Linked DNA regions of Mus musculus: region 2 is linked to region 1. A link is a loop called in an ENCODE intact Hi-C map of the cell type or tissue named here. Cell type or tissue: heart. All regions are shown on one strand. Links, peaks and the distances in the headings refer to the core of each region. The heading gives the core; the rest is flanking DNA. Region 1 holds the start of D030047H15Rik (RIKEN cDNA D030047H15 gene). Region 2 has its middle 40 kb from the start of Ncr1.

Region 1 (16,222 bases), core at 6,272-8,771:
TGTAGGGTCCTGAACAATGGGGCAAGGGCAGTAGGCTCCCATCCAAGGGATGAGGTGGGGCCTGTGTAGCCCAAGGCTGGGAACTGTGAGGGCATCAGGCTCTCGCCCCCTCCAGTGTGGAGTACAGACTAATGGAGGAAAGTGGGTCCCCATATTCAAGCTCCACAATGGAGTCTGTGTGTTGGCTGGGCAGAGACAGGGCCCAGCTCTTGGCCTGGCCTCTCCAGCCCTCCCTCCCACATTCTCTCAGTCTCTTCCAGCTGGCTGGATGCCTGGATCCCTGGGCATCATAGGGGAAGGCTTAGAGCTCTGGGCACAATGTCTTTTACAAAAGAATAGGGTCTAGGGCATTTAGGAGGAAGGGGTAAGGAACACCTGGGCTAGAAGAGACAGCACTTGGCCTAATGATTCCTAAGACAAGGCTGTAAATGCTGAATGTCTTTGCAAAGGATGTGGGAGTTGTTTGTGAGCTGATCACTATTAGGACTGATTGATAACCTTTAATCCAGGGCTAGCTAGGCAAAAACCAGGGTTCCACTCTGGGGAGGTGTGAGTTAAATCTGGGGGCTCTGTCTTTTCCACCACTCCACCCACCATTAGCATCACAATGACGTCTCTCCAGCAGGGGGAGTGAGGTCTTCAGGTTACCTTGGCAACTGGTGGAGGCAAACCTCGTGCTGTTCTTTTTCCCACGGAGGATGAACCAATAGGGTGGATGCAGAGATCAGATAGGCAAATGAAGAAGCTGGGAGGATGGGTATGTGTGTAGAGGCATGGTGACACCCTCCAGGGTCTGAGACTGGTTGGTATTTCTTCTTCCTTTCCCTTCAGTGCCGGCATTGGCATTGGTTTCTATGGTAACAGCGAGACCAGCGATGGGGTGTCCCAGCTCAGCTCAGCACTGCTGCACGCCAACCACACGCTCAGCACCATCGATGACGTGGTGAGAGAGCCAGCCACTGACCAGACTGCAGACTCATGCCCCAGTTGGTCTTCATATGGGAATGTGGTCCCCCACTGGAGACCAAAAGCAGCCAAATCAAAGCAGATTTCAGACCAAAAACTTAATCCCCGAATGCAGAGCTGCAGACTCAGACCTGCAGACATTGGGCCATATGTTCAACCCCAACCCTGCAAACCGGAGCTGGATCCGCATTCAGACTGAAGACTCACATCCAGCCCCAGGCCTGCACTGCGGGTTACAGTCCAAGCATTAAGGAAACCAGCTCCTGCCCTCAGGCCAGATCCAAAGCTACAGACCCTGTCCTTGGCTCAGATGCAAGTTCAGGAACTCCCCGCCCCCCACCCCACTGTGAGCTTTTATGTACCCAGGATTCCAGAGCTCAGGGCTAAGGTGCAGCCCACTTCCAACCTTGAACTTCAGTACCTACTAGTCAGACTTCAGACCCCAACCTCAAAAAGGCAGATGCAGATTTCAGACCTTAGGTCCCCCAACCCCTTCCATTTTGACCTAATTTCAACTCTGGGATTAGAATCTTTACCTTAGGCTCAAGCCCCCTGACCAACTAGAGCTCCTGACAAGATCTGGGAACCTCCCACCTTCACTCACGGTCTCCTCAGTCTCCAGAAGCCCCAGACTCCAGATCTCAGGCACCTGGCGCTCCTTAATCCTGCTTCACCACCCCCTGCCCCACCCCAGACTTTATCCCTCGTCCACAACCCTAGGCTTCCGGTAACCACCACCCCAGAGGTGAGACAATGTCATCTCCCCAGGTGCTGGAAACGGTGGAGAGGCTGGGTGAGGCAGTGAAGACGGAGCTGACCACCCTGGAGGAAGTGCTGTCAGTCCGCATGGAGCTGGTGGCTGCCACCAGGGGAGCCCGAAGGCAGGCTGAAGCTGCTGCTCAGTACCTGCAAGGACTGGCCTTCTGGCAAGGAGTGTCCCTGAGCCCCGTACAGGTGGCTGAAGATGTGACTTTCGTGGAGGAGTACAGGTGGGAGAAGGATTTCCCTATTTATTTTTTAAGCACTGCGGTCTCTAGATCCTGAGGGATGTGGGTTAGTATCTGAACAGTTTAATTTGTCCCACTGGTTGAATGAGAAGCTACTGGCTGGCTCCTGGTGGGTGGAGACAGGATGCTGCCCATCATCCTATAGGCCAGCCCCTCTGTGATTGTAAAGCAAGGCTGATATACTCAGCAATGACCAAGTAGTTGAGGGCCCACCCTCATAGTTACATACCCTGTCACGACCACTCTTTCATTCATTTACTCACTCAGCCATTCCTTAAATGATTCATTCAGCAGGTACATCACCATTCCACACAGTTGCTCCTGGACTAACCCTAGTAGTAATCCTACCTGCTAGATGATTCTGGGGGCACCTGTGTTCATCGTGCAACTCGTCTGGTGAGAGACGGTGTGCACGGGATTGGGGACCTCCGCTTCAGGAGGCCACTCTGTATTTGTAGGTCCTTAAACGAGTTTCTTTCCATCCCTGCGTTTCAGTGTTCCCACTTTAGAGTCCTGTCATGCATAGCTCAAAATGGATTGTGGAGAGTTAGTTAATAACAATGACAGATGAGACAATGCCAGGAAAATACAGATATATCAAGCAGTGTGGATAACACAGGAAATCCCGCGTAGGAGTGGGTCTTCTCAGCTGGGAGAGCAATATAAAATAGGCCCACAAAGCCAGGCCTGGGAATATAGGCCTGTAATCTCAACTGCTCCAGAGACTCAGTAAAAGGATTGAAAACTCAAGCCCTGTTTGGGCTACAGATCTCAAGGCCAGGATGAATAACTTAGTGAGACATTGTCTCCAAATAAAATGTAAAAAGGCTGAGGATGTGATAATGGAAGAACACTTGCCTCGAATCTGCTGATAAAGGATTGAGAATGTGACTTAGTGGTAAAACATCTGCCTAGAATCCCCCCAGTGAAGGGTTGGGGTGTGGCTCACTTACCTAGAATCCACTACTGAAGAGCTGGGAATATGATTCGAGGATAGAGTTGCCTACCTAGCCTGTGTGAGGCTCTATGTTCATAGTAGCATCAAAAGGGAGAGGGGAGGCCTGGAGAGATGGTTCCGTGGTTAAGAGCACTTGCTGTGCTATGCATGGAGAGGACCTAGGTTCAGTTCCCAGCACTCATATGGCGGCTCACAACTATCTGTAAGTCCAGTTCCGTGGGATCCAAGACTTTCTTCTCCCCTCTGCAGACACCAGGCATGCATTTGGCAGACATACACACATGTAAGCAAAACACTTGTACATATAAAAATAAAAATATTTTTTAAAAGCAAACACATTTCCTATAAGGTGGATAATGAGTGCTTTGGAGCAAATTAAATAGGAAGGGGCTTGTCTGAGGACAGGCAGGCAGCTTGTGTCAGGGTGTTTAGAAGGGCCATACTAAAGGGTGGTACTTGAGGGGACCGGACAAGCTATGCAGCCCTCTGGGGCAGCCATCCATCTCAGCAGCCAGTCTTCACCTACTTAGAGTTATTTCATCCCTGCTTGCTTGGAGCTGATACTCCTGAATCTCCTATTCCCAAGCAGGAGGCCATGCTCCTTGGTACAAGCACCCTGGGGCTGAAACAATCCCTGCTGCGGATGCGTGGTGGGGCACCAAGTCAGTGGGAGGCAGGAAGGTTCACTGTCATGGTTCCTAGGAGCCCGGGAGCCCGGGAGCTTGGACAGGGAGGTAGTGGCGGCTGTGAACGTGATCCTAAGAAGATGCTCTGGAAAAGTGTCTGACATTAGAGAGGCCACGGAGGTGAGCCTGGCAGTGTGGTCAGGGACAGGGACTCAGGGTGCAAACCACAGCTCCATGGGAACTGCTGAGAATGACACTACTGCTGAGCATTTGCGGTGTGCCAAGCACTGAATTTGGGACCTTCCAAGCATCCTTCCCTGTAGTCCTGGTGCGTTACTTACTTAAGTAAATATTATGTAGCATTCAAAGCCCCCTGGATAGTGATTTATAACATTAACTATATCCACAAGCCCATTCATTTACCTCGCAACAGATTTTGAGGTTGATCCTATTATGCCTTCATGTTACTGGTAGGGAAACTGAGGCAAACAGGTTACATGGCTAACTGAGTAGTTGAGACCTATGCACCATACCTCTGAAATATTCAATTAGGTCACAGGTGACTGACACCCTAACAGTTGGGGAATCCGATTCAGAGGCTGACAACTGTGCCCATAAGCACAGAACTTGTATGTGAAGTGGTCAGGGTAGTTACCAGGTGCTTCAGTTCCACACCCATGCTGCAGAGCGCTCCAGGGTCTTGTGAAACCATGTACCATGTCACCGGGCAGCAGGGAGGTCACAGGACCAGATTGGGTTGGGGTGACTTGGGGGTGCTGATAGCCTCCTGAGGCTCACTGTCTTCTTGGTCCTTCTTCCTGCAGGTGGCTGGCCTATGTCCTCCTGCTGCTCTTGGTGCTTCTGGTTTGTCTCTTCACCCTCCTGGGCCTGGCAAAGCAGAGCAAATGGCTGGTGGTTGTGTGAGTGGAGCGAATTGGTCAGGGGAGGGAAACAGGCGGGTTTCCAGCAAGCAACATGCTAAAGTCAGGAGAAAAATAGAGATTGCATTTGCTATAAAGGGCTCGGGAGGGTGTGCTTTTGTCTCTGACATGCCACACGTGCGTTCTTCTTTGGTCGCCACAACAAACCCATGGAGGAAGTGCCACCAGGTCCCCTGTATGGCAGGTGGGGGATCCGAAATAATGTACAGGCACATAGGACCTATGCTCTTAGTGCACAGTTCTGTGTGCCAGACGCAGCCCTTAGGACTTGGACCCAGTGTGACTAGGTTACTTGTTCAGGACCACACAGTCAGGGAGTACTGTGATAGGTCTTAAGTTCAGCTGCCCATCTTTGGAAGAACCCATGCCCCTTCTGCCTTGGTGCCCACTGTGTTTGGAATCCCCCTGAGAAAGATGTCCAGCTACTGCATCAAGGCCTGGACACTGATAAAAACACACTGTGCTGATCAAGTATATGAATTGGTCTTCCAGTTTATAAGAGCTGTCAACCTCTCCTATCACTCCATGACTCAGAATTATTCCACCTGTCACAGCCCTGGATATAAGCCAAGCCAAGCTCTGAATTTCAGATATCAACTCCGTAGCAATCCCCACACTTTACAGCTTGGAGGTGGAGAGAGTGGAGAGAGACTAGCTAAATAAAATGGGCTGTGGATGGGCCTGGCAGCTGCCTCAGAACCTACTAGACCCTGTGCACTTAATTTCCAGGAAATTCAGCCCAGGCGTGGACAGCTGCTTCCTAGTCTCCAGGAACAGTTAGGATAGAGGCTAGTGACCTGGCAGCCGCGACCTTTTCCTTTTCCAACTGAACAGATGTTGTCTTTGACGTCAGTCAGTCATGGGCCATACCCCGCCCTTTACTCCTGTGCCTCTGACTCTAATCCTTTAGACTACAGAGGTTGGTGGGTATTGGGGAGGGCTGTGATTGGATATAGGGTGTAGAAAAAGGCAAAGCTGATCAAGTCCTGAGTTCAGCCGCCTCCCCCCTTCTAGGATGACTGCCATGAGTCTCCTGGTGCTTGTCCTGAGCTGGGGTTCTATGGGCCTAGAGGCTGCCACAGCTGTGGTGAGTATGGGGCTCTGGATTCAGGAGTTCTGATTCTGGGGTGAGTGTGATCTGATTAATGCCATACACACTAAGGTGGAGGGGGTCATGACCACAGTTCTGAGGTCTTAGCCTTAATTGCTGGATCCTGAGAGCAGAGGCTGGTGCCTAGACTCGCAGTCTGAGGAAAGCTGAAGTCTGGACCCCTGGGTCTGAGGGAGGAGGGTTAGGGCCTGGACTTCTGAGTTCTGTGGAAATATGAAATTGGACATTCTGATCTGACCCCTCCCTGCTTCCTTCATCAGGGCCTCAGTGACTTCTGCTCCAACCCAGACACCTATGTGCTGAACCTGACCCAGGAGGAGACAGGGCTCAGCTCAGGTGACCCCACAAATCCCTGATGCCTTCAGCACTCCCTCCTATCCCCCAAGGCCCAGTGTGTTGTAGGGTAGAGAGCAGCAGCATCTTCCAATCCAGGCAGGATGGGAAAGGGGCAAAATGCCTGTGGGTGTGATAGACACAGGGAAGTGGGCCCTGGGCCTCCGTGGTCACAGGGTTGGACTGGAGGACAACAAGGAAGCATAATTAGGTCAGCTGGACCTGCTTCCAGATATGGCTGAAGCAGAAGGGATGAACGTCTAGGGTGTGATATTGCCCACCTATAATCCCAGCAATTAGGAGGTTGAAGTGTGAGTTCATGGGCACTCTGGGTTATCTAGACCTGGTCACACCTTGTTCTGAAGCAAAACCAAACAAAAAACAAAAAACAAAACGAATGGAATTAAGGGTGTCCCTCCATTGGTAAAGTGCTTGTCAAAGCTGTAAGTTTGATCCCTAGCAACACATAAAGTTTGCCTTGTGCCCAGCACTCAGGAAGTAAGATCAGAAGCCTTCAAGGTCATCCATAGCTACATAGAGAATTCAAGGCAAATCTGGGATACATGAGACTGTCTCAAAACATCCTCCTCCTCAAGGAGAGGAGGAGGGATGGAAAGGAAAAGGGAGAGGGAAGAGGAGGACGGGAGAGAGGAGGGGAGAAAGGGAGGGAGGGAGGAGAGGAAGGAAGGGGAACAGAAGGAGGGAGAGAGAAAGGAACGAGGGGGAAGAGAGGGAGGAAAAGAAATGGATGGGAGAGTGGAATGTCCCCCGGGCTTTGGCCCTCCAGATTTGCCCAGGGAGAGCCTGGGTCCAGGGTTATAGCCTGCTCCTTTCTCTCCCTCCACTTCAGACATCCTCAGCTATTATTTCCTGTGCAACCAGGCGGTCTCCAACCCCTTCCAACAGGTTAGGAATGTGGGCAAAAGACATGGGTGTTGAGGAGATGGCTAATGTGGACTCTCAAGGGCGTATGCTGGGCTACCAGGGGCTCCAGGGTTCCATGGGGGGTGGAGGGTGCCAAGGCCACACCTTGACCCGAGTCCTCCTTTCTCTTATCTTCCTGCAGAGGCTGACGCTGTCCCAGCGTGCTCTAGCCAGCATCCACTCTCAGCTGCAGGGCCTGGAGCGGGAAGCTATCCCTCAATTTTCTGCTGCACAGGTTAGGTCAATGAACTGCACCAGCCTGAGAGGAAAAAGGGCCGAACCTGATGAACCTGTGGGATGCCGCCTCCACTCATGTAAAGGGGCAGATTGACTGAGTCAGATAGCCTTGTGGAGCTGGCCCTTCTCCAAGTAGGCGGGATTTCACGTTGTGTGCAAATCTATGGAAAGGGGTGAGGCAATAGAGCCGAGCTGGTCTCTGGGAGAGAGCCTACAGGAAGGGGTTGCAGCAAGAAAAATCCACATTTCTCTTGGTGCTGGGCCAACAGTGGAGGTGAGAGGCTCTAGGGTGTGACTAAGGGCTGGTCCCTTTGGGAAGTGGGGTCCTTGGGTTGAGGGGGGGGGGCTATTTTACTGGGTCGCATAAAGACTGGTTAACTGTGTCCTCTCCCACTACAGAAGCCCTTGTTATCCTTGGAGGAGACACTGAATGTGACAGAAAGAAGCTTCCACCAGTTGGTGGCGCTGCTGCACTGCCGCAGTCTGCACAAGGTAAGCTCTGGGTGTTTGCCAACCCTGTCTCTTTCTCCCCCTCCCCTTTGCTTTCTCTTCTCTTCCCCCTCCTCTCTTTCTCATACTCTCTCTCCCCCCTCCCGCCTTTGTCCCCCCCCCTCCCACCCCACCCCGTGTTCTTCATCTTCCACCCTCTCCTCTCGTAGAAAGCTGCTCAGCCTCTCAAGCCCTGGAATGAGAACCCAGGCAGCCCCCAGTTCCCTAGATTGAAAACTAGTCCAGATATCTCTTGCTATGAAAGGGGCAGGAAAAGGCGAGGGCGGCGGCAGGGCAGCCTGTGAGCCTACCGTGGGCTCAGCTGTGGTCTGTATGGCCCCGGGAGCAAGCCAGCATCTCTGACTGTTGTAAAGACTCTCACCCTTACAACACCGGGACTCCACCTGACCACTTTCCCTGGTTACATACCGTCTCCCACCATGATACTCTCCATGCACACAGGCTTTGCTATGATCCTGGCTCTACAGGATTCACTGGACACTGACCCCTCCATAACAAGATCAGTCAGTAGAGCATGAGACTCTTAATCTCAGGGTCGTGGGTTCGTGCCCCTATGTTGTGGGAAATATTAAAAAAATGAACCCACCACCCTTCCAGCCCTGCTGAACTGCCCTTCTATCTCCCTATCCTCACTTCCCACTGCATCGACTGCTCATACAGCCAACACTGCATCGGGCCCTAGCCCTTCTCACCTCTCACATGCATGCCCATCTTGCTCATTCCATCTGTCCAATAACAGCTGGTGATCCTTTCTGCACACAATCGGATCAGAGTCTTCATTTAAAACCCTTCCATGAGTCCCTCTCCACATGGATTAAAGCCGGGCTCGTGGCACTGACCTAGTAGGAACCTGTGTAGACAGCCTCGGCCTTGGTGTTTCTACTCCACATCAGGCCAACTACGTGCCTCTGACTAGAGCTGACCATCTGCCTGTCTCCTAGTGTTCTTCTCGCAAGGTCTCTGCTGGACAGTAGCCTAACATTTCCTGTCCTACAAGCTCTCACCTCTCCAAAGTGGCTGCCTGGGTCCCATGCATTGAAGGTTGCCAGTGCTGGTGGCATGCCCGGAGCAAAGGCAGATTAGTCCATCCTGGTAGAATATTGGCTGTGACACTTGGCATTCAGGTTACAGAGGTTCTGCTGGCCTCCAGAATGGTGGTCACAATAGCCGGTCCTTTCTGCATGTCTCTCCTATGGATGCCCAAACCTAAGTGTTATGTAAGCCAGCAATCTGTGGGACCCAGGGGGCATCTGACAATGTGTGGGGATGTGACTGTCACAAGTGCAGAAACAGATGCTGCTGGCATCCCCACCAGTCAATAGCACGTGGGTAGAACAAGGATAGGCAGGGTTGTTGCCAGTGGGAATGACAGCGTAGAGGCTTGCCCACTGAAGATGCTGGGAGAGCAGCTCTCTAGATGCTGAGTGGAGATGCTAGGCCACTTTGCATATGGGAGTGGGGAACTGAGATAAAATAGGAGTGGGTTGGAAGGCTGCAGCTCAGCAAAGGCACAAGCTGAACACATAGATGACTTTCCATGTTCAGAACAGCTCCCTGACAAGAGACTACACTTGCGCACAGAGAGTCTGGGTGACAGCCAGGTAAATGGATGGTTGGACCTGTGTATGAAGTGTACATGTGCATACCCTGAGCCTCCTCACCCTCTGCCTCAGGACTATGGCTCAGCACTCCGAGGCCTGTGTGAAGATGCCCTAGAGGGCCTACTGTTCCTGATGCTCTTTTCTCTCCTGTCTGCGGGGGCCCTAGCCACCACTCTGTGCAGCCTGCCCCGCGCCTGGGCCCTCTTCCCACCCAGGTCAGCAGGGGAGAGAGGGCAGGCTCCCCAGGGAGGGGACAGGAGGCAGTACCCAGGGCCACTGGTGGGGATGGGGCAGCCTCCTGACTCGTTTCCATCCTGCTTCTCTGCCACTCCCCACATCCCCATCACACTTCAGTGATGACTACGATGACACAGATGACGATGACCCTTTCAACCCTCAGGTATCCTGGTGTGAAGGGAGGAGGCCTGGGGCCTGAGCTCCTGGGTCTCTTGGAAGGGGAAATGAGTATTGCATTCTCGGGTCTGAGAAGAAGAGAAATGAGACTGGACCTCTGGGTCTGAGGTCCTAGGGGAACAGGGATGAGTCTTGGCCATGAGGGAGGAGGCTGGGGTCTGGAAGCCTGGGCCCGAGGGAGGAGAGAAGGGCCCCCACGTACACAACAGATTCTGAGTGTCTTTCCTGCCCTGGTTATCCTGCCAGGAATCCAAACGCTTTGTGCAGTGGCAGTCTTCCATCTGAGCCTCCCCTCCAGTCTGGAGCCTGCCTCTCCTCTATGGTAACCTTCAATGTGTACAGTTGGGTCTTGGCTCTCCCCTACAGTAGTTGTAGCTCTCTTATGTTGGGTGGATGTCCATGGGAGGGTCTCCAGTGAATATCAGCTCTTCATTTCTCCCTCTCTCTAGCTCCTTTCCTGGCTGCTGGAGAAGGCCCCACTAACCTGACCTTGACTGGGCTCTGACCACTAACACTGCTGGCTATGGACATCTCACTTAGGATGGCAACCTGCTCTGGCCCTAACACCCACCCCCCCATCCCCATTTCTCCTTAGCACAGGGGATTGCTGAGGTGGCACAACAGGGACCAGGGGTGGCTGGGAAGGGGGCTGACCTATACAGCCTGGTGTTCCTCACCTCTGGCTGCCAGTCCTGTCCTTGGAGGGATGAAGCTGGAGGCAGGTACAGGCACGTCCCTGTTTCCTGCCATACCCCAGCGATCTCAACCTATGGCACTAACTTGGAAGAGGGCTGATTTGAAATAAAAGGGAAGGCTTTATTTTACAAGCAGCTAGGTCCTTCTTATCCACCCCAACTACTGAGAGAAGGAAGTCCTGACTGGGCTAGGGACACTCCTCCTCTGGTGGTTGAAAGGCAACTCTCCTCTTGTCCAGGCTCAGCACTGCATTGCTTCTATAAGTAACATGTGAATCCTGACAAGGGGGAAGAAGCAGATACCGGAAGAGAATAAGCCTAGCACTAAATCTAAACAGGCGTGCAGCCACAGGAACAGTCAAGCTTCCAGTCCCGTGGAATGTACAAAGCCTGCTGGGTTTAGGAAAGGCGTGGAATCAACTTGCTTCCTAGCAGCTCACACCCAGCACAAGACTCCAGAAAACCAACGCTTGTATCAGAATAGGGACAGAAGTCTTCGAAGAGAAAGTAGAATATTTGCTTGTAGTGCCACCAGGGTGATATGAAGGGGGAAGGTTTAAGGAAGATATTATAAATCCAGGCAGGAAAAGATGAGGCACTCAATAAGTTATCAAGTAAAAACAAACATGGCAGAGTCAAAAGGGAAATTTATTGTCTGGGGAACAATATGTATGTAGTTCTCATTTGTTTAAAAAACAAATAGCATACATGGCAAAGAAAAACGTGGTTAATACATAAACATAATTCAAAAAGCTTCTATTATCTAACAAAAAAGACCTCAATTTAATAATAAGTAACTGAGAAAAACAAAAACCCCAAAACAAATGGATAAAATTGTCTTTTTTGTCTTTGTTGTTGTTGTTTTGGAGACAGGGTTTCTCTGTGAAACAGCCCTGGGCTGTCCTGGAACTCTCTTTGTAGACCAGGCTGGCCTTGAACTCACAGAGAAGAGCCTGCCTCAGCCTCTGCCTCCCTAGTGAGGAGATTAACGGCGTGTGACGGCGTGTATCACCACACCCAACTAAAGTGTTCAAATTCTAATGATTAGCAAACACAATGTGCTACTTTCCCCTTTCGAGTACCTATTTGTTGTGGGATTTAGAGTGGAGTGTGGGCTGGTGCTGGTCTGGAGGCCCAGGGAACAGGTTCTCTAAATATGCTGCCCAGAGACTGTGAATCACCAGCTATGTGAAAATAATAATAAACAAAACAAATAAACAAACATAAATATGCTTACATGTGAGAGGATAAAAACTGCATCTCTTATCCTGGTAATCCTTTGAGGGACCAGCTTCCAGAAAGAAATAAACAAGCAACCCCTGGCTCAGTTAAACGCTGGAGACAAAACTAATCTGCCACAGTGGGACTCTTCCCAAAGACCAGCAGCTCTGTAGGGGAGATGGCAGAGCAGGGTCCTCAAGTGACTACAGAAGCACCAGGGGTATCCCTGGTTCTTGCACAATGCTGGTTTGGATTCCTATGGGTCCTAGTCCTGGCACCTCAGTGTTAATGTAAGCAAGTTATTTGACTCACTGAACCTCTTTTTTTGGTTTTTCAAGACAGGGTTTCTCTGTGTAGCCCTGGCTGTCCTGGAACTCACTCTGTAGACAAGGCTGGCCTCGAACTCAGAAACCCACCTGCCTCTTCCTCCCAAGTGCTGGGATTAAAGGCGTGGGCCACCACTGCCCAGTTTTTTTTTTTTTTTTTTTGTTGTTGTTGTTGTTGTTTTGGTTTGGTTTAGTTTGGTTTGGCTTTTTGTTTTGTTTTTTTGAACCTCAGTTGTGTGGTAAAGCAAATGGGCATCATAAACCCAATAAACAGCTCTTGACAGGATGGGTAAAAAAGCAAGACAAATGCAACATGATGCTCTGGGTTACGCTATGGCGCACCGGAAACATTAGTGAGAAAAAGCGCCCACATCTGCGGCTTAGTTCAGAATATTAGAGCAATGTCAATTTCTTACTTTTAACAAATGAATTTGAGGTGTGGAATCTAGCAATAGGGGAAACTGGGCATAGTGTGCCCAATTCCTGTATTACTTTTGTAATTTCTGTAAACTTAAAATTTATTCTAAAATAAAAGTTCATTATAAAAAAGAGATGGGAAGAAACCTACCAAGCTAACACTAGCAAATGATACAGAGTTATCCAAGTGTTGTTTAATTACCAAAAGTTGCTTGTACAATGTGAGACTGGAAACTGGTCAATTGATGAACAATAATTGATAAGAAGGTAGTCTTATCAATTATTTTAACGGGAGATCCCAAGTTGGGCTGCATAATTCAATCACTCCTACTGTAAACAGTGAGCTTTAAGTGGCGGCCCACACCTTAATCCCATTAAGAGGGAGGCGGGTTTCTGAGTTCCAGGGCCATCCTGATCCTAAAAGATACAGTTCTGCTAGCTGCCACTCCGAGCAGATCTCACCATCCCAACACCCTACAAGGTACCTTTCCAGCGTCACAGTCCAGTGGCTACTCCCATTCCTCAAGCGACGCGTTTCCCGCTTCCTTTGGTTCGCACTCGCTGTTCCCTACGCCAGGTGCGCCTTTCCAATTTTACTCACTAAATAAACCTTCCAAGGGAGGATTCACCTTATCCCATTTCCCTCCACCCGCTTATATATTCATTTATTTTAAATCGTCCTAGCGCAGTGCGCAGCCTCACAACTCCTGTCCCTATGCGTTACATCTGAGAGACTATTGACTGCTGAGTCAAAACTAAGCTGTTGTGAGCGCGCACGAGAGGCTGGGAGGTACTTGTCCCCACGGGGCCACCGTCTAGGGCCAGCTTCCGGCTTGCTGACAAACGCCAACACGCGACTGCGTTCGCGAGACGTGTGGTGGGCGGTTCAAGCCGAGCGGTGACGTCTATTGGCTGTGCGCGACACAGGGCGGGGACAGACGTCCGGGTAACGTCATCACGCCACGGTCAGGACGTTCGAGCCCCAGACTAGAGCCAGCCGGTGACTGAGCGCTGTCTTGGTTGTCTTGAAGCTGCCTTGGACCGCCGGTAACGAGTCCCGGGAGCGAGCGGTCCTAGTGAGTGTGGGTAGTAGTGGGAGGCCTGGCGGGCGAGCACAGGGACGCCTTCGGGCTCCGCGCTCCGCGAGCCCTGGCCTGTTTGGTAAGGCCAACCGACGCCGCGCCCTGCGTCTTTGAAGGGTGTGGCCGCCGGAGCGCCTCTGCGCATGCGCGCCGGGTGTACGCTGGGGGGGGGAGGGGGCGGCTCCCCTACGTGCGCGTGCGCGTCCGCGTCCGCTCTGCTACTGGCCCTGGGAACCCTGCGGTCCCTAGTGCCCTAGACGCACCCCTTGCGGGCTCCATTGACCCGCTGTTACGCTGGCCTTCCTGTTGCCTAGGGCAACCCAGAGAGGCCACCCTCGCAGCGTGGTGCGCAAGCGCGGCCCGGCCGGTGGCTGGTCGCGGGGGACAAGGGAGGTCGCTTGTGTTCAGGGCGGCCTCAACCTCCACCTAGCGTCGTGGACTCCATGCCTGCGGGACAGCCAGGTGCTTCTGAGCTTACAGTCCGTGTTGTTCTCGTCTGTAAATCAGACCCCTTACTCCTAATACCAGTTACGAACACGAGGCTCTCTTTTGTGCATCCCTAGTTAGGACCCCTTGATACCACCCAACGGATTGGGTTTTTTAAAGGCCTTTGAGACCTGTCAGTGCCCCTTAGGCTTCCTATAAGGGTTTCAGTTTCTCCAATAGGCTTCTTTTCTGTAAATCCTGTTGTTTGGACCGCTCCAGCCCTGTTGGCACGGTGCTCAACCCATCCTATTTCTTATGGTACTATCCACCCCACCCCTAATAGTTTAAGAATGTTGTGGGCCTCTGTTATCTGCAGACACCTTACTTGAGTAATTGCCACTTGTTTGCTCCCAAACCAACTCCCACTCCTAGGAACATCCCATACAAGTCTGGAGACTGTAATTGATCTGAGTCTGGTAGGTGCTGCCAGGCAGTGACTTCACAGGAAGGAGTCTCCTGCACCTTCACCTGGCTGCTCAGCGGGATATCCATACTTTACCTTTTTCTTTGAAAACTTTGCTCTATTCTCCAGTGTTCTCCCAGTCTCAATTCCTTCCTCCTCAGAGTATCCCCAAAGGCTTCCCTCTCCCCAAACTTCTTTGTAGCTAGTACTTCAGTCACTGGAGAGCCTTCCTCTTGCTGTAGTAGAAGTATCTTTAGATTTCCTATCCAGGACTGAGGTTTCTGCATCCACCACTTGAGTCAGGTCTCCCTCACAGCCACACTCGTAATGCAAGTCTCAGCTTCTTTGTCTTTCATTTTCATATCCTACAGGCTAGTCTCGGCCTCCAAGGGAGGTGTTTCCTTTCATGCTCAGGTCTCTTCACTCCACACTAGGAACTGATTCTGATTCTTTAAGCTGTTTGTTTTTGAGACAGGACTGTAACTTGTAGCCCAGATGGGTATTGGAACTCCCAAAAGATTGCTGGCATTATGGTCATGAGCCACCACACTTGCTTTCCTTTCCATTCTTTGCCAGTGTTCCCTTCTATGAGATACCCTCTCTTTCTAGCCTATCTTCTCTTGGGGCTAATTGATCTCTTTTCTTATAGACATTTAAAAAGCAGCCTGGCTCCCGAGGTCTATTCCCTACACCCCAAGGTCCAGATGGCGGCCAACGTGGGTGATCAGCGTGCTGCAGACTGGTTAGTAGGGCTAAGGGAACACAGCCCATTGCAAGAGGAACAAGACACAACGGGTCCTTGCACAGCTTGGGGGAAAAATGCTCATTGTGGGGGCTAGGATGGAGGGGCAAGCTTCCCCTTTGAGCTTTCCTTTAATGTATGTGAGCTTATGTGGGTGTGAGTGAGTGTGTGTCACCCATGTTCGTCAAGGTCAGAAGAAGCCTCAGATCCCTTGGAGCTGGAGTTAGAGGTGGCTCTGAGCCATCCGACATGGGTGCTGGGAACAGAGCTTAGTGATATCTGCAAGACTGCTAAATGTTCTTAAGCACTGAGCCACCTCTCCAGCCCCCTCTTAATATCTTTCTGATCCTTCCCTTTTCTTTTTTTAAATTTTTTTTTCATTGTTGGCCATGTCAGAATTCACTGGCTTGTAAAAAACCTGAGTTCTCCTAAAGTCGTAGGTCATGTATAGAATTATGTACATACTGGTTAGCTTTCTGTTTGCTTGGCACATGCTATGTGCCACCTTCAGCTTGGGCTGTGGTGAGTAGGGAGTTTAGCTCTAGAATGCAAGCCTTGGGTTTACTTTTCCCCAACTTTGTCTACCTGTGTATAGATAGGGGAGACCATAACTGTGCTTCGTTGTTGCAGGTCTTCTCAGTACAGCATGGTGACTGGGAACAGCAGAGAAAATGGCATGGAGACTCCTATGCACGAGAACCCAGAGTGGGAGAAGGCCCGCCAGGCCCTGGCCAGCATCAGCAAAGCAGGGGCTACCAGCAGTTCCAAAGCCAGCAGCAGTGGTCCTGTGGCCAGTGCACAAGTGAGAATGGCATGGAGGATTTGGGAACTACAGTGCTGGGCTGGGGCCGTTGCCGAGAGAAGGGTGGGAAGGATGCTGGCTTCCATAGAGGGGAGTGCCATAGGGGGGCTGTAAGCATGTTTTCCTGTTAACTAAATGTAATGAAGGGGGAAAGTTAACTCCTTTGGGTCAACCTGGGCCTGAGTGATCTTAAGGATGATCGTCCCCATCTTTTAAGATGTCTAGTCTTACTGTACAGAGTCTGCACCCTTCTGCAGTTGCTCTGCAGTGAAGGCCTACCCTCTTGGTAGTGTAGTGCCCATGGGCTCCTGTGGCTGGTACTGATGGACACTCCTTTTTCTGCAGTACGTCTCTCAGGCAGAAGCCTCTGCTTTGCAGCAGCAGCAGCAACAATACTACCAGTGGTACCAGCAGTACAAC
Region 2 (16,222 bases), core at 6,644-9,143, 170 kb after region 1:
TCAGGGAAGATGAGTGGGGATGAGAGCCCTGGGATGTATGCTTGTTATAGTGTGTGTGTGTTGTGTGTTTGGCACATGAGTTAGGTGCAGAGTGTGCGGGCCCGCACTTTCACCATGGTAGCATAGGCTTTTGCTGCAGTGGAGGCGGGGCAATCTCCTCAGATTCGGTTTGCTGCTCTAAAAGAAATTATGCTGCGTTATGCCATGGGGTGCGAGGCTAAGCACTGCACAGAGGATAGCTTGCTGTTGGCATCCTGTGGAAGGCATGTCTGATTGCATGAAGGTTCAGTGTCCTAGTTCCCTTCCCCCAGGAAAAACGACACGGGAGCTGGCCAAGACCTCTCTGGGTGATGAGCCCAAGGGATGGTTTTGTGTAGGGTTCCTATGCTTGCACACTGGGGATCAGACCTCTACCTTCACCCATGAGGCTTGCTTGCAGCAATTAAGATCTGGCCATAGATTAATCAACATCCTGGCCTTTTGATGCACCTGCCACAAGCAAAACACAATCTCCCCAGGTGTGGCTTGGCATGATAGAGAGGTAGTCAGTGATAAGACTCCCTGGGCATGTCACCAACCTAAGACAGGGATCAAACCAATGCTGTTTGTCTCCCAAGGACAGGTAAGGGGCATGGCTGCGGGGGGCTATCTACAGACATTCTCTCTGCCAAAAAAGAAAAAAGGGGGAGATGTGAGGAGCAAGTGTGGTGGCAGTCCCAAAGGCGCCAGGGACTGCAGCTAAGTCGTATGATTTGCACCTGACTTCCTCATATAAGCCACAAACATCTTGAGAGCTGCACAGGTGTACCAGGATACTGGTGAATCCATTGTGATGGAGATATGCCCCTGCTGCCCTGATTAGCTGAAGCTGCGTGCCTGGTGAGGTGGCATGGCCTGCTGTGCGTGGATGGGAACTGAGAGTATAAAAGAGAGGCCCAGGATTAGGGGGAGATATAAACAAGGGAGATATAAACAAGAAGAAACAGGACTGAATAAACGTGTGCAGAAGGATCCTGTTGTAGCGTCGTTCTTCCTGGCCAGTTGAGCACGCGCAAGAATGTCCTCTACCATCATCATGAGATATGCTTTTAAATCCGGGTCTAGCTTTTTGGGTGTGTTCGTGTGCCCTGGACTGGGCGAAGTGGGAGTCCTGGGTTCTGATGATGGTGAGTGGTCTTGGTTTCTGTTAGTAAGATTCTTACATTTACCTTTCACCATCTGGTAATCTCTGAAGTTAGTTGTTATAGTTGTCTCTGTTTAGAGATTGTTCCTCTGGTGATTCTGTTACCCTCTATCAGCAGACCTGGGAGACTAGCTCTCTCCTCTGAGTTTCAGTGATCAGAGCAGTCTCTGCAGGCAAGATCTCCTCTTATAGGGAAGGTGCACAGATATCTGGCACTTGGACCTCCTTCTGGCCAAAGATGAAGGCCCAAAACAGAACCTTTCCCAGAAGCTGTGTTGCTTTGGCCTGTCACAGAAACTGTTAGCGTCTGTAGTCCGCACTCTCACCTGTGCAGACTACTTTCGGCGGAGTCTCAGAACCAAGAAGTCTTCCACCGATCCTGAGGCAAAGTCCTCCCGTGCCGGGCAGACACCTGTCCTCTGGCTGGGAAGGTGGCCGGATGTCTGGAGCCCGAAAAGGGTGCTGCCTCAGAAGCTCTGTGGTTCCCACCTGTCCCAGAAGCTGTTAGCTTCTGTAGTGCACACTCTTACCTGTGCAGACTACTTTCTGCAGAGTCCCCTTCTTTGTCTTTTAAGAAGCTAGTTTTAAAGTTCCACAATACGTTGTCCTTGAGAATTAATAATTTGTTGACAAAACATCTCATACTTGACTGTTATAGTCAGTACTAATGTAACATGGGTTGTGACTAATTGCACTGTCAATAGTTACTCTTGAAGAGCGGTTGTAACCAGAAAACTTGAAAAGTTATTAATAGTCACATGTGTATTATTTATTCAGAAATAAGAGCATTCATTTACAGTAATTTATTAACCATAAGTCCTCAAGAATTAACACCATTATGTGGAAATAGATAGAATCTGAGGACACCAAGAGCAAAAACTTTTTTTTACAATTTGAGATGCACATTTTCCAAGAATACCAAAATATTATCTTAAACCATAACTGTTTTGAATATATAAAGAATGAGATTATATGTCCAATCCATCTTATATGTAGGACTTATAGACTGCCTGAGATATAAATCCAGCATTTTTACTTATGAGTTGTATATGCATAAGCAATTGAAAAATTGAGAATAGCATCCGAGGGATGAACAATCTTAAGCAATTGTGAGCTCTAAGATATAATATTGACTATTAATATACAAATTAAGGTTTGATTGTTCAGCATTTTAAAACACCATCCACAGCACACAACTTAATTATTTGTGCTGAAGCAGGAGGAAGCTCAAAAGAATAAGCACGTGATCCAATTCACATCTACTTATTTTCCATAGAGGGGTTGTTTTTAAACACAGTAACTGGGATGCATGCATGCAAGAACTTATAGAAGATACAAAAGCATGCATAAAAACAATTTTAACTTATCTATTATTATTTAAAATGATGGTATGCAATAGGTCAATTATTAATATTCTGTAATAACCAATTTAATTGTTGTTTTGAATATGAAACAGACACTTAGTTAGGTTCTTAAGACACAATTTTTGTTATAGTTATCCAAAACTATATGAATTTATCTTATAATTCTTTGTTAGCACCACAGTGGCTTAATAGGATGCTGAAACTGTGCTTTGAGGTGAATGCCACCTCGGCCTCACCCTTGAGAGGCATTAGCTAATAAAATACTTTCCACTTAGAAAACAATATACACTGAAAGATTCAAACTCTTAGCTTTCTTGATTACAGCTCACTAGAAGCAAACCCATTACAATTTATCCAGATGCAAAAGAAAAAACAAACTTTTAAATCTATAATAACTTTACATAAAGTAGGCAGATCAAATTGCAATGTCCTGATAAATTCTACAGCCTGATTAACCTTTTTTATAAACTTAGAATTTATTTAGAACAACATCTGGAAAGGTGCTCTTATAGCTAAAAAGAATTCTCTCCTGAAGGCAGGGAGGGGGGGGGGTTCTCAGAACTTCCCTAGTCACAGTTTGCGAAACAAAAGAAATGCCACATAAACCTCACTGAGGCTGCTCAGAGCTGAGCTCCGTGTCTACACAAGCGCAAACATTTCTCAATCCGAGCACTCTGCCAGAGTTCTGGCCCAAAGATTATCCCTATTTTGAAGTATCTTTAAAGACCTGTTTTCCGGGGTTCACTCCTGCCACATTTTGTTTAGAATGACTCCAACTCTGAGTTACCAGTTTTAAGCTAACTTTCTGTTACAAGCAAAAGGCTGCCTGCCCGTTAAGTGCAGCATTTGCAATCAGCTCCCAGCAGGGCTTTTCCAGTCACACTAGCACTTCTCTAAATTTCCACATAGCTCTAAACACATACACAAAAAACAAAACAGAAACCAACGGATCCAAACACATGCGACCCTTTCTCATCCTCCACAAGCAGGCAAAAGAATTAGAAGGGTAAGCTTCCATTTCATAAACAAAACTTGGTCCCTCTGACCAATCTCTGGAGACTGCCAGACATCTCTGGCTCTCCCCACTCCCTAGGGCATCCCCTGGGTAGGCAGCAGTCTTCCTAGCACATCTGCTGACCACAGTCCTCCAGTCCTTACAGCCCAGAGGGACAGCTGCAAATACCAAACCTGCGTTTCAGAAAAACCCATCGTCTATAAACACCAGAGAAACCAAACTCAGGCGAATCCAACCTCAGACTGCGCCATGCTTCAGAGACAAGGGAGGAAACACAGACAACAAACCAACACAACGAGCATATATTCGTTTCAGGAAACATAAGACAGACACTCAGAGCAAAGACACCGGCTGGCATGCACACAAGAGAGGATTCCCCGATTTTCTCTCTGTCCCTGGGAGAATTTCAAAATCCACTTTCCTCCCACCTGATGCAGTTTCCAACTGCAGCCATCTGCCTGTTACATTGATTTACACCCTTTTATTTCTCTCAATTAAAAAGCAGCTTCTGGAAGCTGTGGTCGACTGCCTGCCTGTTGAGTTCCTAGTTCTCGATAATTCACTGCTGAACCTAAGTGAATCCAGTGCACAGGTTTAGCGCTGTTCCAGCTTAGCCCTTACTGCACCCTTAGCAACCTTTTCCCTGTTGCTTCGCGCCCCTGTACGAAATTTCTTTAATTCTTTTCTTCTTCCATGGACCTCCAAGCCAGCAGTGTTTCTTCCAGTGTCTTCTGCCATTCCCAGGTCCCTCATTGGTTCGCCAAATTGTTGGGGCAGGTCTGCGGTTCTCATGTCTGGGTTCCAGCGTGGGAGGCAACCTGGAGCTGAAAGAAAGGGAAACTAGGTAGACAAGAGAGAGATGGGCCAAGACAGGATTCTGATCAAGGCTCAAATTTTTAATGGTGGACACACTTTATAAAGGAGGAGGAAAGCCCATTCCCTCCAATTCATCCTTGGAGCCCAGCTGCAGGTGACCACGAGTAGGATCAGATGTAGTCTCTGAAATAGCTAGGCTGACTCCCAGCATGTAGCAGCAGCGACAGAGGCTAAACAAGAGTGATCTAGGGAGGCAGGCTCCAGCCTAGATAATCTCCTTAGTGGCAACAAAGTCGAGGTCTGGTTCAGTGAGCTTCAGGTTGTTACATGTCCTTATTACCAGTTGGGACATCTTCCGGGTATATATGCTCAGGAGAGATATTGCTGGATCTTCTGGTAATACTATGTCCAATTTTCTTAGTCGCCAGACTGATTTCCAGAGTGGTTGTACAAGCTTGCAATCCCATCAACAATGGAGGAGTGTTCCTCTTTCTCCACATCCTCACCAGCATCTGCTGTCACCTGAATTTTTGATCTTAGCCATTCTGACTGGTATGAGGTGGAATCTCAGGGTTGCTTTGACTTGCATTTCCCTGATGATTAAGGATGCTGAACATTTTTTCAGGTGCTTCTCAGCCATTCGCTATTCCTCAGTTGAGAATTCTTTGTTTAGCTCTGTGCCCCACTTTTTAATAGGGTTATTTGATTTTCTGGAGTCCAGCTTCTTGAGTTCTTTGCATATATTGGATATTAGTCCCCTATTTGATTTAGGATTGGTAAAGATCATTTCCCAATCTGTTGGTGGCCCTTTTGTCTTATTGACAGTGTCTTTTGCCTTACAGAAGCTTTGCAATTTAATGAGCATTGCATTTGTTGATTCTTGATCTTACAGCACAAGCCATTGCTGTTCTATTCAGGAATTTTTCCCCAGTGCCCATATCTTCAATGTTTTCCCCCACTTTCTCCTCTATAAGTTTCAATGTCTCTAGTTTTATGTGGAGTTCCTTGATCCACTTAGACTTGAGCTTAGTACAAGGATATAAGGATGTATCAATTCACATTCTTCTACATGATAACTGCCAGTTAAGCCAGCACCATTTGTTGAAAATGCTGTCTTTTTTCCACTGGATGGTTTTAGCTCCCTTGTCAAAGATCAAGTGACCATAGGTGTGTGGGTTCATTTCTGGGTCTTCAATCCTATTCCATTGATCTACCTGTCTGTCGCTTTACCAGTACCATGCAGTTTTTATCACAATTGCTCTGTAGTGCAGCTTTAGGTCAGGCATGGTGATACCCCCAGAGGTTCTTTTATTGTTGAGAATAGTTTTTGAAGCTGGAAAGAACCCAGATGTCCCTCAACAGAGGAATGGATACAGAAAATGTGGTACATTTACACAATTTACTCAGCTATTAAAAACAATGAATTTATGAAATTCTTAGACAAATGGAGGGTATCATTCTTACTGAGGTAATCCAATCACAAAAGAACTCACGTGATATGCACTCACTGTTAAGTGGATATTAGCCCAGAAACTTAGAATACTCAAGATACAATTTGCAAAACACATGAAACTCAAGAAGAAGGAAGAAGTGTGGATACTTCATTCCTTCTTAGAATAGGGAACAAAATACCCATGTAAGGAGTTACAGAGACAAAGTTTGGAGATGAGATGGACGGAAAGACTATGCAGAGACTGCCCCATTTGGGGATCCATACCATAATCAACCACCAAATGCAGACACAATTGCATATAGCAAGATTTTGCTGAAAGGACCCTGATATAGCTGTCTCTTGTGAGGCTATGCCAGTGCCTGGCAAATACAGAAGTGGATGCTCACAGTCATCTATTGGATGGCACACAGGGCCCCCAATGGAGGAGCTAGAGAAAGTACCCAAGGAGCTGAAGGGGTCTGTAACCCTATAGGAGGGACAGCAATACGAACTAACCAGTAACCCCTTAGCTCATGTCTCAAGCTGCATATGTAGCAGAAGATGGCCTAATCAGCCATCATTGGGAGGAGAGGCCCTTGGTCTTGCAAAGATTATATGCCCCAATACAGAGGAATATCAGAGCCAGGAAGCAGGAGTGGGTGGATTGGAGTGCAGGGTGGGGGGAGGGTATAAGGGAATTTTGGGATATCATTTGAATTGTAAATGAGGAAAATATCTAATAAAAATTGAATAAATACTGTGTTTCTAGGATAGTAGAAAGAACTGAGGTACCAATAAAAGCCAAATCTTTGTATATAAATGTTATTAATGAATTAAAAAGATAGTTATATAGAAAACTCTATAATTTTTGCTCATGTACATTGGGATTACTTCAGGTGCACTGCCCTACAACTTTCCTGTTTGCCAATAATATTAAAGTATTATTTTTAATAAATTAGCATCCGAAGATAAAAAAAAAATCATTGTTTTCAATAGCTGAGTAGTACTCCATTGTGTAAATGTACCACATTTTCTGCATCCATTCCTCTGTTGAGGGACACCCAGATCATTTTCTTACAAAGAGCAAAATCAATAATGTGTTGGCACACATGTCAGCCTCAAGTCCAAGTGATGACCATGATCTATCATGGTTAGAAATATAGATTTAAAAGACACTGTATACCCAGGAGGAACTTAGAAAATATTGGTGGGCACATGATCCAAATAAATACTAACTGATTTCTATAGCCTCATGAACTTCACAGGACCCTGGTAACCACTATTAAGATCTCTATTCTCAGGGACTTCTCATGGTCTTGTATAGATAGCACTGGAGATTTGTACTTGTTGAGTGAGGAACAGTAAATTCCTACTCAAAATACCCAGGTACAGAGTGGATGTCAGGGTAGTCACACAGAGAGACCAAGCACATAGATTTTGCCCAATACTAAAGGCAGGTGAGGACCTAAAGACTCCTACTTCCCACCATTAGCATGACCTGAGTAGTAACAGGAGTAGTTCTCAGCTGGTTGGGCACTGATGGACACACAAGATTAGCTTGCTAATCTAAGCTAATAGCCTCTATCCAGCTATGTGCTTATTGACTGTGGTGAATGAAGCATTGACTATGAATGCAATATCATGAGACAAGGATGATGGACCAGTGTATACCAAAAGTTCTTAGGCAGCTGTTGTTGTTCCTCCTCTTCCTCTTCTTTCGTCCTCCCCCTCTTCTTCTTCCTCCCTCCTCCTCTTCTTCTTCTTCCTCCTCCTCTTCTTTTTTTAAAAGCAGGGACCATGTTGCTACTGCTGTGATTCAACATCTGATCTACCACAGAAGGCAAATTGGATGCCATGTGATGAGACAAGTCACCTGAGGCAAGTTCATCACATGTAGCTCGTCCTACCAGTAGAGGGCAGTACTTGTTTCTTCTGAGACTTATACCCTGGGGAGGGCAGTGTGTAGGATGTAGCTCAGATAGAGCACCTGTTCAGCACTCAGGAGGGGTTGGGCTCAAACAGAGGGAATATCCCATCACTTATTCTCAAGGCCAGGGAAATCAGATAACCATGGAAAGATGATAGATACTGTGACATAGTGGGGTGACTGGTCATAGGCATATATACAATGAAGGGTGTTGTTGGACCTGATAGATTATGGGACTATTCCATTTCAAATGGATGTAGTGAAAAGTTTGGGATATATTGTGCAGTGTGAATTTTCCTGTTATACTCAATGTATAAAAATGATGTATATAGAGAAATACAGGTTATAGATATAGGCTATAAAAATTACTTGATATTGATACAATGTGCTACTGCTCTCTTTTGATCAGTAAAATTTGTGGAATCAGGAGCCAAAGTGGAGAATAATAGGTGCCCTCTGACAATCATGTGACACAAAGGAAAGGTTTATTTCCAGTGATTTCGCTTATATATGATGCCGTGGTAGAGAATCTTCTTAGACAGGAATCTTTTATTAGTGAACACGATAAGGAGATATTCTTAATCACTGGGTTTAGTGGTGCAAGCTTGTAATCCTAGCCCTCAGGAGGCAGAAGCAGGAGGATTGACAAATGTTACAGGCCAGCCTGGTATATATTGAATTCCCAGCCAACCAGAGTTAGTTATTTAGAGATCCAGTTTCAGAACGGAGGTGTGGTGATGGTGGTGGTGGTGGTGGTGGTGGTGGTAGAGGAGGAGGAGGAGGAGGGCTGATTAGAAATAGTGGTACACACTTGTAACTCCAGCATTTGAGAAGCTGAGACAATAGGATTGTACATTTGAGTCCAGAGTTGTATACATAACCAGATGATATCCCAAACATCCTAAACAAGGGTTTGGGTTTTGAGATAGTGTACTGCTCGTTCAGAGGACCCAAGCTCAGATTCCAACAAGTATGTCAGACTTATCACAACTGCCTGTAACTCTAGCGCCACACCATGCATAGCATCAGGTACTTGAACTCAAGTGCACATATCCCTCCCACCCCTCCACACACATGCATGTGAGTGCATGCACACACACGCACACAGGTGTGCATGCACGTGCACACACACACACAAATAAATAAAAGCAAACCTTCAAAAGTACTAAAAAAAAAGAAGTAGGAAATACCTCAAATAAAAACTGAAGCATAAACTTAAGAGAATTAGAAAAAGAACAAAGTAAGTCTCTACTTACCACATTTAATTTGTAGTGTGTGTATACATGGATGTTTCTGTGTGCACAACCACATGAAAAAGCTGGGTGTTCTGTCCTACCATTCCCTGTATTACTCCCTTGAGATCAGGTTTCTTACTGAAGTTAGAACTAGGCTGGAAACCTCAATACTCTTTCCATCTGTATTCTAAACAGCACTACAGTGTCTAGCTTTCTACATGAACTCTTGGGCTTCAAACTCAGACCTGCATGCTTGTGCAATAAGTACTCTCACAACTCATGTACACAGCACCCTAAATTAATTTTTAATCCTACAAATACCACTTACTGTTTTGCACCACCATAAACATCTACCTACTTCAATTCTAGCTCCTGCTTCTTCTCTGACATACTGTGAACTGTCCATTTCTGTCTCCCTCTCCTGCTCCTGACTTTCCACATGGGCTGACCTGGGCATCAGTTCTGACTGCGCATCCTCGAATGATGGCATCTTATCTTCCAAATGCATCAGCTGCTCAGGGTTGTACCTGGCAGGGATGGCTGCAGTGTGGTACATTCCCATTTGAATCAGATGCCCATGGATAACAAACTGGAGTAAATCTGCTTTATACAAATACAAGGGAGGCAACTCAGTGGGCAATGAGCTGAAACATTCCAGTGACCATCTAAAACAGGGGGATTGGAATCACAGATACCTGTCTTTGCCAGGATTACTGACTCTACTTCCACCACATGGAGAGAAACCTCTGCAAATCCTACATTCACCGAACTCCCAGATCTGCTCTGTGTTTTGTGAAAGGGATCTTTCTTCATTCAGGGATAATTTGTTTCTCTTTTTCTTTCCCTGATCACGATGACTTGCAGATTTCATACATGTCATATATAATGCACTGACTATAAATTCTCAGAGTAGATAGAGACACACACAGTCAGTCTGCACCTGCATTATGAAACACCATAAACATCTCATGTTTCAAAAACTTGTATCCTGGACTGCGAATCAGTGATGACTGAATTTCTGAACAACTCAGACACCATAACACCATGGCCAATCTAAGGATTGAAGTGCTCACAAATTACTTCACATGAGGAACCTCAGAGATGACATGGGGAGTGAGGAATATTGATATTGAAGAGAATATCATACCCGATCCCACTACAAGAAATTCTTTCCCAGAAAACATAAACAGCAAGGAGGCAAGGACAGCTCTCATGGTTGTTTTCAGAGAAATGGAAGTAGATGATGTTGCTAAGGAAAGAGGTAGTTCCATGCAGGGGACTGTTCTTTAGATAACCCCCACCCACCCACCCAGAACTATGAAAACTGTTGTTTCCTCCTCCAGCTCTCTGTGTCCTTCTCTGTACTCATTCCTAGGATGTGAGCTAAAGTCAGGAACTCAGTGTGTCTCTGCTACTTGTGTTTGCCCTACATCACTGACCTGGATATTCATGAAGTATCTCCAGAGTAATTAGACAAATGGCCATGATGAGGACCTTACAGTGGAGTGAAGACAGATGGGTGGAAAGACTGAAGAACATCACATGGTACAACTGGACAGGTTAAGGACCACCTCCCAGCCATCTTCAACTGGAAGTGGTCAGTAAATGAAGGGAGGGACCAGTTTTGTGGGCTGTTGCTTGTTGGCCCTCACTGCATTGAGGGCACATCAGGCAGAAGTGAATGGTATTGGGGGAGATGACCTTTGTGTGAGAAGTGACCTCAGAGTTTGGAGTCTATCCACATCAAAGTGACAGGAAGGTGAAAGCCAGCTGTTCTCATTTCCCTTTTCTGTGGGGATGCTGACCTTTGAACAAACTGATGGGAAGTGATTATCCCCCAGTGGCCCACATACCCTGTCTGTGTAGCATGTTTATAAGCTCAGTTGGACCTACTTTGAAGATATACCATGATCTTCACTTCCACAGCCATGCTCTGTTTGGGTGAGATATGAAGAGGGTTAGGATATACTATTGTCTTGGAGAGGCTTGGCCCTATAGTCCAGCATGGACTGAACTACAGCAAAGTCCAGGGGACTCAGGAAGCTGTGGGGATGGGACAGCTGCTCAGTGAGGGATGAACTCACACATAACTCCCTTTCAGGACTGACTCTGAGACTCTGGTCTCCAGTGCTGGCAGGTGAGTGCTTCCTGGTGTCCTAGGTCTTTACACCTCATTTGGAAGCAGAAGATGCCTAATGTGAGGAGACATCAAGGGCTCAGAAGTATCATGTATATAAAAAGAGAAGCCTAGAAACTCTGGTGCAAACAGACTCCAATGGAGGCTGGGAACACAGCTAAATTCCTTTATTGTACAGTAGCATTGAGCGTTACATGTTATTATAAAACTTATGGGCTGGTGAGATGGCTCAGTGGGTTAGAGCACCCGACTGCTCTTCCGAAGGTCCAGAGTTCAAATCCCAGCAACCACATGGTGGCTCACAACCATCCGTAACAAGATCTGACTCCCTCTTCTGGAGTGTCTGAAGACAGCTACAGTGTACTTACATATAATAAATAAATAAATCTTTAAAAAAAAAAAAAAAAAACTTATGACAGTTTATGAGAGCACAATGACTCTCCTGAAGCTGCTGGTGGTGTGTATGATCATATTGAAGATCTCCAGTCTCGGCCTCTAATCTTAGGAAAAGGGTGTCTCTCCTCTCTCAGCCTATCATTGTGAGAGAGTGTAGAAGCTGTGAGTTCATTAACACATTCTCTCTTTCTCTCCTAGGAAATCCCTACAGCAAACCTAGATTGTCAGTTCTGGACAGCCCCATTGTGAATGCAGGAATGTGACCTTTCCGTGTATTTCATGGCAGAAATACCATGGGTTTATTTTGACCAAGGAAGAAGAACCCAAGTACTCCAGAACCCTGGACTCACAGTATATTTTCACTGGGCATTTGCAAGCCATTTTTCTGTGGGTCCTATGACCCCACCCCCCCCCCAGCAACAGTGGGACATTCAGATTTTATGGCTACTACAAAAGAAATCTGCAGAAGTTGTCCATGCCCAGTGACCCTCTGGAAATACACATATCAGGTGATGCAGTCCCATCAATGTCTGAATCATTTGCTGAGACCCTAAACTATACACCTTGAGCTCTGCTGTCAAGGCTATGGGTAGCTAAGTGCTGGTTCTGGCTCTGAAGTTAGACTCTCAGAGTGTGAAGGGCAGTCACACTTCCAGGACAGGATGGGAGCGGCAGATTGTTTGGCAGGAATCAACTCAATCCTCAGGTCATAGTCCTTCCAGTGCTGGCTAGGAATCACCGTCTCCTACGAGAACTTGACCTTCCTGGGTTCCTTGGACATTTTCTATGATGGAACTGTTCTGTCCCATGAAGTGGCATGCGGATTTAACTGCCAGCCCAACGCTGGGTTCTCTTAGGTTGATTTCCCCTCAACCTTTTAGCTGCCTGATAGGGAAGTGTTACAATAGTTCAGGTTCACATGGCCTTTCCCCTATGTAGTCAGCTCAAGTAACCCACTGGGATTTCTGATTGCAGCTAAAGAGCTCACCAGGTTCAGTCAGGTACCCAAATCCTGCACATACTCTGTGGAGAGAGCCAAAGAGGTGACGGCTGTGGTAAGGGATGGGACTCCCAGGGAGCTAGAGAGATGAAGATCTGGGAGGGAATGAAATGAAAATGTCAGAGAAAAATAAATAGAGACAAAGTCTTCAGTCTTTAGCCGTGGCTAGGTCCCAGGTCAGAACAAAGGCAAGTCTTCCCCCAGCCTCCCCGCTAGGTCCCAGGTCAGAACAAAGGCAAGTCTTCCCCCAGCCTCCCCGCTAGGTCCCAGGTCAGAACAAAGGCAAGTCTTCCCCCAGCCTCCCCTTTTCCTTTCAGGAGAGAGCTCTGTCATATCATGCCCTCAGAAAATCAAATGACACTGCTGTGCCAGTCATGGAGCCTGTTTAAAGGAGAAAGTCGATGTTCTCCCATGTCTAAGATCTGAAACCATAGCTCAACCCAAACAGACAGGATTCTCTGTGAATGCTATGAACTCAGTACAGGGGAACGCCAGGGCCAAAAAGTGGGAATGGGTGGGAAGGGGAGTGGGGGGGAGGGTATGGGGAACTTTTGGGATAGCATTGGAAATGTAATTGAGGAAAATACGTAATAAAAAATATATATTAAAAAAAGAAGAGAGAGGTCTATGAAATATTATGGAACAAATGTAGATGCTTCAAGTGAGAGAAGACTTTGACAAACAGCATTTTGGAAGCACAGACAGGGTATCTTAGAGCCCAATGTTAAGATTGGGTTTCTTGAATGATATCAGCAAGAGGTATAGAAAGTGAAGACAAGGTAGTTGGATATAAAAATGATTAAAATACATATACAAATAAGAAGATGCCACGAGACACATTATGTTGTACTACATTAGTATATATTAGTAATATATGCTTATAAAAAGAGTGAACCTTTTGTTGATTAGAAATTGTGAGATGCTCAACATGGTTACAGCTCCTAGTTGGTCTACAAAGTACAGCTTGTAAGGAGCAAAATGAAATAAAGATCCATGGACTAAGCAATAGAGTTTTATTTATTTCCAGTGGGCATTAAGGACCATAAGACTGTTCAGTGAAAAAAAACCAGCCAAATTCAGATCAACATTGAAGTTATAGGGTTGTCACAAAGTTAGAAACCTCTGTCTTCAGATTCTATTGCTGTTTCCATGAATCTGATAGAATTTGCTTTTAAAATGGCATGTGGTCTTCCCAAAAAACTTCCTTGTATCTTTATTTTAGCACTCATGAGATACAGACAATCTTTGATCTTAGCCTATCCTTTCCTGACTTCCATGTACACACTAGTTTCTTGCAGAAATCCTTGGAAGTGATCAATTCTTGTTTGAAGATTATCTAATCAAATTCTGTTTATTTCACATCCTCCGTTCTTTTCATTCAGGGTCTTAGAAAGACACAAATGTTGACTGCTGTTGTGTGCACATATCCTTGAAGAGTATAAGGGAATGTAGACTTTATTATGGAAAGTGTGGGCCAGAAAGATCTGTCTATTCAGCATTTTTTACTTTAGACTCCTATTCCATGGTGGCAGCATTTTGAATACAGAAGCACTAAAAAATCACCCAGAAAAGCCTTTCTGCACTCTAATTTAAAATATCAATGGAATGATGAGATATATGGTAAAACCCAAGGTTGCTCAATTTCCACAAAGCAGGGTCAGGTGTTTACCTCTGTGTTGAGAGCCCCATTCTACCCATGCTCTACCCTAGTACCCTTTCTTCAGCACTCCCCTCTCTGTGTTTCTCTGTCCCTCATAAAACCTTTTCCTAGAAATTGGTATGTTCTAGAAATATGAAGGTGTTGGGAGCCATTAAGGCAACGCTATTGTCCTGATCTCTGAATTGGGCCTCTCCCCCCAAGAAGAAAAAAGGGGTCAAAAGCGGGCCACCGACACATGGATTCCGAGAACTACGGGATGTTCCAGCCCTAGGTCATCACGGATGTCCTGACCACACCCTGATACCACCAAGTTCCTGCTTCCCCGTGTAACTGCCTAAGAATGTGCATTTCTATTGCCCCCCCTCCCATAAGTACTTCTCCTTTTACTTGTATTGCCCTACCCCTCCCACTGATAAGTATCTGTACTTCCCCCTTTGCTTGTGCATTTAAACCTTGGACCTTTCTCAATACATAGGGGTCTTGATACAACTTCAGAACGGTTTCCGTGTCGTTATTCGTACAAGACCCTCGTCTCTCTCTACCCCCCATTTGGTTATTAGGAGGAGGTCCCCTCGAGATCCTCGAATAACTGGACCTGCTGGACGGGTCAAGTGGCGCCCGACGTGGGGCACGAGGTACGACTGCCCTCCGGACAACGGATTAAGGATTAAAGAGGTACCGCACAGACAGAGAAACAGTGGGACAGTCCACCGACACTTCACTCGAGTGTCGAGTACGGACGTCGGGAGGTAAGCCTAGGCATTCAGTTGTTGTCCCATTAACCATGGGGCATTTAGTGAAGAGATAAAGAGTTCTCTTAAGGAGAGAGGGATAAGAGTTTTTTAAAAAAGGGGAATTTAATAATATATTTTTGTTTTGTTGACAAGAGATGTCCATGGCTGGTATTAAATGGTTCTAAAACTTAGAATAAAATAGGCAAAGAAATCAATAGTTTAATAAAACAAGGAGAAGATGTCCATGAGTCCTTTTTTAGTTATTGGGGAATCATCAGAGATCTCCTTGAGCAGGCAGAAAAGGGCGGTAAAGGTGCTCGCCTCCTAGCCCTTACTGAAGATTTTTTAGAAAGCTCCCAATCGCCATCTCACAAAAGCAAAACTAAGCTGCCGGCGCACAGTATCTCTATTAGAAGGTTTAGCAGAGGGCTACTTGATACCCAATAAATGGAATAAAGTTATTCAGTCTGTCCTCACTAGAGGCCAATATTTAACTTGAAAGTCAGAGTTTGTGAAAGACAGCCTCCTGGACTGCTTACAAAATCTGTGGTTAAGGCAATTTCGCTGCAGACATAAAACAATTAGGGCTCTCCCCTGTTGTCCTCGCCCAGACAGCACAAGCGGCCCTGAGAGCTTGACGCGCTGTCCCTGCAGCAAGGGCACTAACTATGCCCCTAACCAAGATTATACAAGGGCCCCAAGAGTCCTATGTGCAGTTTGTTGCCAGATTGCAGGAAGCAGCTGAGAGAATTTTGAGACCTGAGGAAAGTGAGGGTCTGTTAGTTCGACAACTTGCTCTTGAAAACGCCAATTCAGCATGTAGGGCTGCCCTGAGAGGTAAAACCAAGAGTTTAGATATAAATGGTATGATCAAGCTTTGTAATGAGGTAGATGTGTTTTCTCAACAAGTTTCTAAGTCTATTAACCTGGCCATTGGGACTGCTCTAACTCCAGCTCCAAGATTGGTGCCGAGCCCCATTGGCCCAAGTTAGAAGTAGACATCTGTGTCCTCACATTGGGTGCAGATGCCTCCTGGGGCACCCCTGATTATTATATGCCTCAATTAACAGCAGTTAACACAGGTGAATTTGGGCCCCCTCCTCAAAAGACGTTTTTTCTCATCATCGGCCGAGTGTCCAGACTTTTACAAGGCCTAATGGTGACTCCTATAGTGGTTAACACCGACTACCATGGGGAGATAAAAATCTTAGTCTCCGCCATGCAGGGACCACTTACCCTTAGGGCTGGAGAGCGCATAGCCCAAACCTTACCACTCCCACTATTCGGCCATTGCCCTTATTTGAAAGAGGAGCAAGGACCATC

What was found. A loop is a pair of places that touch in the nucleus more often than their neighbours do. Peaks named below come from ENCODE experiments on the same cell type or tissue, not always from the same donor. Only the 100,000 strongest peaks of a DNase experiment are listed, where the experiment ranks them.
Region 2: a loop joins it to region 1, with 1.9 times the contacts of the local background. A loop is called at or near these places in 4 of 42 quality-filtered maps.

What each region holds. Positions count from the first base shown.
Region 1 is chr7:4,123,789-4,140,010 of GRCm38, forward strand. Ttyh1 (tweety family member 1) reads left to right here. Exons shown (of 14, transcript NM_021324.6): 3 at 832-943; 4 at 1,735-1,955; 5 at 4,382-4,477; 6 at 5,513-5,585; 7 at 5,870-5,945; 8 at 6,793-6,848; 9 at 7,009-7,101; 10 at 7,503-7,595; 11 at 9,287-9,429; 12 at 9,569-9,614; 13 at 9,875-9,950; 14 at 10,078-11,619. The coding sequence ends at 9,913. It overlaps D030047H15Rik (RIKEN cDNA D030047H15 gene), which reads right to left and starts at 13,138. Exons shown (of 3, transcript NR_033548.1): 1 at 12,773-13,138; 2 at 8,618-8,803; 3 at 2,552-4,535. It overlaps Leng8 (leukocyte receptor cluster (LRC) member 8), which reads left to right and starts at 13,692. Exons shown (of 16, transcript NM_001374609.1): 1 at 13,692-13,831; 2 at 14,908-15,000; 3 at 15,631-15,802; 4 at 16,148-16,222. The coding sequence starts at 14,963. In heart, for the core only: a CTCF peak has its summit at 7,552 (motif pointing right); a DNase peak (open chromatin) is centred at 7,433.
Region 2 is chr7:4,289,660-4,305,881 of GRCm38, forward strand. No RefSeq gene overlaps it. Among named protein-coding and RNA genes, the nearest start is that of Ncr1, 40 kb to the right of the region's middle. In heart, for the core only: a CTCF peak has its summit at 7,718 (motif pointing right); no DNase peak of the experiment used is centred there.